2 separate regions of the Homo sapiens genome follow, and region 1 is linked to region 2. The links are chromatin loops, found by intact Hi-C in ENCODE. Cell type or tissue: Calu3. All regions are shown on one strand.

Region 1 (2,500 bases), 430 kb before region 2:
AATAGTTCCAATAGGCACTGACTTTGGCTGTAAAAGCTGGCACCATGCCAAGCCCAGAAGAGTCAGACAGTATTAGTAGGACAGAGACCTTCACTTTACTCCCAAAAGATCACAGGCCTTTCCCTGCTCCATATTCTCATATTCATCTCAGAGGTTTACATGAAAAAATTAAAATTAGTCAAGTTAATTTTCTGTCATTTAGAGCATGACAGCTCTTGCTATATCTATTCCATGAACTGCTTAACAAAATCATTGATTAGAATCACAGACTCCGGTCATCTCCAGGCTGAGGTCATGACCCATGAGAGAATGGATCGGAAGTAATAGGATACGGGACAATCGACTAACCCCTCTTCTTAAACTCTGGACTTTTGGAGAGTTGTTTTCACTGAGAAAAGCCCAAGTCCAATAGTGATAACTCAGTTCATAAGTGATGGCCTGGGACATGCTGTAGAGACTAGGTGTGGGAGGACATATTCAGAGTCCCTAGCTGAGTCAGAAATAGAACCTGCAGCTTGTCTCACAGGAGCCAAGGCCAACATGAGAGATCCTGGCAGATTGGGAAGGGACATCACATGAATCGTGCAAGAATCAGCTCATCCACCTATTTCCACACAAGCTAGGCAACTGAGGCAGAGATGGAACTACAACTTGAAAGTGAACATGAGCATATGAGAGAGGAGAAAGAGAAGAAAAGATTGAGGAGACAGCCTACACTTTCTGACACCATTACAAAGATAACTGCTCAGCCTCCAGTGGGTCCACCCTATGCTCATACCTACACAAGGGAGGCCCTGCTGACCATGTAGCTGGAATTCCTGGGACAGGGATGCATTATACTGTGGATGGAGGGAGCTTCCTAGTAGGAGAAAAGACTTTCATCCAGTAACCAATTTTACTTAGCCAAACTACAACAGAACATAGTAGAAAATTCAACTCAGGTCTTTCTAGAAGCAAGGTAAGCAAACTTAGCAAACTTGAGTCCATTCAAAAGACTCTTACCCTAAAAAAGAGTAAGAGTCTTTTGAATGGACTCATGTTTACTAAGGAGAGAAAGTAATGGGGAGGAAGAGAATGAAAAGTATTAATTTTCTTTTATCAGTTGCCTCTCTGAGTATAGAGCTGGTTCCATAGTTTGCATAAGGGTTCTATCTGTCTGGGAATATATTTTAAATTGTTGTAGAAGTAATGCAAAGAGAAAAAAAGGAATTCCTCTTCTGACTTCAAAAACAGGAATTTGTCTTGAAGGAATATTACATTATTTTACACAGATTTTTAGTATATTAAGAAATGAACTGGAAGTCTTAGAGATTAGAGTTCTATACTGTAAATATGGCTATGTCTGCTAGGCTAAGCCTGGTTTCTTCATCGCACAAGGAGAATACAAAGTAAGAGAAGTAAAAAATGAGCCCATATTTTCTCACTTAGTGGTGAGGGGAGAAGAGTAAGTGGATAGAGAGCAAAGGGAAGCAGTCAGGTAACTATATCCCAATTTTGTTGTTACAGGCTCCAATTTGGAGTTTCAGAGGTTTGTAGATAGTTTTAATAGAGCCTGAGGGAGGGAAGTCTTCTAGCCAGAGTCTTGTTTTAGAGTGTAGAAAGGAACCAGTCTTTCCTGCATAACACTGGGGCATGGCCTGCAGCATGGCTAGGCAGAGGGTGGCCTAGAAGTTTTCCTCCCTCTATGTGTTGTGATGGGACCAGGAGCCCCAGAGTATCACTGAGGGGAGCACTCAGGCTGTATGTGACCTTCTATTTGGGTGATATATGAAATTCCTTGAATCGATAGGTAATTTAATTTGCTCTTATGTAGCTCTCACTGAACTCAGGTATTTACTTCTTATGCAACTCCACACTGCTCTAAAACTGATTTTTAAATGAAAAAAAACTAGTTTTGTGCTTTCACTATTTACAAAACAAAATTCAGCACTATATAACATTTCCTCCATACCCTTGAGCAATATCTTTGGAGATGAGTTTCAAGTTACTACAGTGCTGCAGAGCAGGAAACCTTTGACTTGGAAGCCATGAACAAACCATAAAAATCCACAAAGAATGAAATGTACCCCTTTATACAGGGAGACTTATGGACGTTTTCATTTGCAAAATGTTAGAGGCAACCTTTACAACTCAAGAGGGCTGTTGTGTAAATATACTTTTTTTCTTTCAGATTCTGTGACTTAACACTTTTCAAATAGTCTAGTTCTTGAAAGTGGTTAAAGCATCTCAGATAAAGTCAGGTCATAGGTTTCCCTGGCATTTAAAGGATTTGCAAATTCCTGTGGTCTTTTTTAGAACAAGCAGCTCTATCCAAAAATAGACCATCAAAGGCTTCTACGTTAGTTTGTTCTCACACTACTGTAAAGAACTACCTGAGACTGAGTAAGTTATGAAGAAAAGACATTTAATCACCTCACAGTTCTACAGGCTTAACAGAAAGCATGACTGGGAGGCCTCGGGAACCTTACAATCATGATGGAAGGGGAAGCAAGCACCTTCT
Region 2 (2,500 bases):
ATTCTTAGGTTCCATTGCTTAACATAATCACAAACTTCTTGGAGGCTTTGGTCATTTTTCATTTATTCCTTTTCTTTTGTCAGATTCAAAGCCTTGTTCAAAGGCAATTCAAAAGCCTTGTCTTCAAGCTCTGAAGTTCTTTCTTTGACTTGTTTAATTCTATTTTTGAAAGTTAGCAGTGTATTTTGCACTTCTCTAAGTGTGTCTTTCATTTCTATAAGTTGTGATTGTTTTTGATTTATGCTACCTATATCTCTGGAGATTTTTCATCCATATCCTGTGTTATTTTTTCATTTCTTTAAGTTGGTTTTCACCTTACTCTGGTGCCTCCTTGAATAGCTTAATAATCGACCTTCTGAATTCTTTTTCTGGCAATTCAGAGATTTCTTCTGGGTTTGGATCCATTGCTGGTGAGCTAGTGTGATCTTTTGGGGGTGCTAAAGAACCTTGCTTTGTCATATTACCAGAATTGTTTTTCTGGTTTCTTCTTATCTGAGTAGACTATATCAAATGAAAGATCTGGGGCTCAAGAGCTGATATTCAGATTCTTTTGTCCCACAGGGTGATCCCTTGATGTGTGCTCTCCCCCTTCCCTTAGGAATGGGGCTTCCTGAGATTCTGACTGCAGTGGATGTCACTGCTTTTCTGGGTCTAGCCACCCAGCAGCGCTACTGAGCTCTGGGCTGGTACTGAAGAGTGTCTGCAAGGAGTCCTGTCATGTGATCCATCTTCAAGTCTCTCAGCTGTGGATACCAGCACCTGGGCCAGTGGTGGTAGCAGGGATATGAAGTAGACTCTTTGAGGGTCCATGGTTGTAGTTTTTAGTGTGCTGATTTTCTTGAATGTTGGTTGTGCTAGCAGTGAAGTTGTACCTGGACAGACTCAGGACCTCTGGTTAGCCAGGATGTTTCGGTGGTGGAATTAGCTGTTGTTTTCTCATTTCCTGGAGCAGGACTTTTCTTTTATGAGTTGATATAATCACTTGAGTGTGTTGGCCTCCAGCCAGGAGATGGCAGTTTCAAGACAGCATCAACTGCAGTAGTATAGGGGAGATACAAGCTTGCTCTAATGTCACTTGGATAAATATTTGGGTTTCTCAAGTGATGGGCAGGGCCACAGAGCTTCCAAAAGATAGTATCTTTTTTCTTTGGCTATCAGAGTGGGTAGAGAAAGACCATCAAGTAGGGGCAGGTTAGTGGTGTCTGAGCTCAGACTCTCTTTGTGTGGGACTTGCTGCAGCTGCTGTGGGTGATGGGGGTGTGGTTCTCAGGCCAATGGACCTATGTTCCCAGGGGCATAATGTCTGCCTCTGTTGCATCATACAGGTTCTCAGGGAAGTGGAGAAAGCTGGCAATGACAAGCCTCACTCGTCTCCTATGCAGCCAGCAAGGACAGTCTCAATCCCACCATACCCCACCAATAGCACCTAGTTTATATCCAGGCAGCCAACGAACAGTGCTGGGATATTGCCCCAGGCTGCATGTTTTCTAGCTGAGAAAGCAAGCAGGGCTTTCAGGCCCCACCCCTCCTTACCTGCCACAGCTTCTGTGCTCCTGTCTGTACTTCCCATTCCCTCCACCCAGGATTCTGCCCAGGAAAATTTGCACTTGGTCAAAATTATTACAAAGTTCAGCTGAAAGTTTTCTTCTACCTGTCCTTCCCCAATTCCACTGGCAGTCCTACCCAGTGACTTCAGTGAGATAAAGTCAGAAATGGCTTCCCTGCGAACCAGGAATACCTACAGGGCTTTTTCAGTACTTCTTCTACTTTTATATTTTGTTCAGCTCTCTAAATTCTTTTCAGCTCTAGGTAAGGTTAAATTCTTCTCCCATGATCTGGGTTTTCAGGTTCCCCGGTGAGGATGTGAGGATGTGTGTTAGGAGGTGGACCTTCCCCACTCACACTTTGGGCACTCACACTTTTTCAGCTGTTTCACAAAGTTTGCATCAGCAAGCTACTTCTTTCAAAAGGTCTGTGGATTCTTTCAGTTTTCCTCGTATGTTCCTGTGCTAGTTCTTGGAGTTCTTGGACTCACTATGTGAGTCTCCATATGCTGTTCTGTCCATCAGAGAGGGAGCTGCAAGTTAGTCCTGCCTCCTGTCTGCCATTATTTTCAAAAAAGAAAAACTAATTTGTAGAAATGTTTAATGTTGCTAACACTTTCTTTTTACATTTTAATTATTGAGGTATTACCTAAATCTTAATATGCCATTTCCTGTCATCCAGGATGAATTGCCAACTAACTGAGTATCCAAAGTTTGGTAGACTCGAGAATATTTATTTTATACATTCATCTCTGGGGACACCATATATCTCCCTTCCACAGATCATGCCCCTTCAGATCATATTAGTCTTCAATTCCTACACATTTCCAGCTCAGGAAAAGTGCTCTAGAGTTGGCCCTGTTTATTTGTACAAGTATGCTTTATCAGCAAGCCTATTTCAACATTTAATTTAATTTTATTTTATTATTTATTTATTTATTTTGAGACTGAGTCTC

The links. Peaks named below come from ENCODE experiments on the same cell type or tissue, not always from the same donor. Only the 100,000 strongest peaks of a DNase experiment are listed, where the experiment ranks them.
Region 1: a loop joins it to region 2, with 6 times the contacts of the local background. A loop is called at or near these places in 1 of 110 quality-filtered maps.

The regions. Positions count from the first base shown.
Region 1 is chr3:98,056,194-98,058,693 of GRCh38, forward strand. No RefSeq gene overlaps it. Among named protein-coding and RNA genes, the nearest start is that of GABRR3, 22 kb to the left of the region's middle. In Calu3, no CTCF peak of the experiment used is centred here; no DNase peak of the experiment used is centred here.
Region 2 is chr3:98,481,911-98,484,410 of GRCh38, forward strand. No RefSeq gene overlaps it. Among named protein-coding and RNA genes, the nearest start is that of OR5K2, 15 kb to the right of the region's middle. In Calu3, no CTCF peak of the experiment used is centred here; a DNase peak (open chromatin) is centred at 1,491.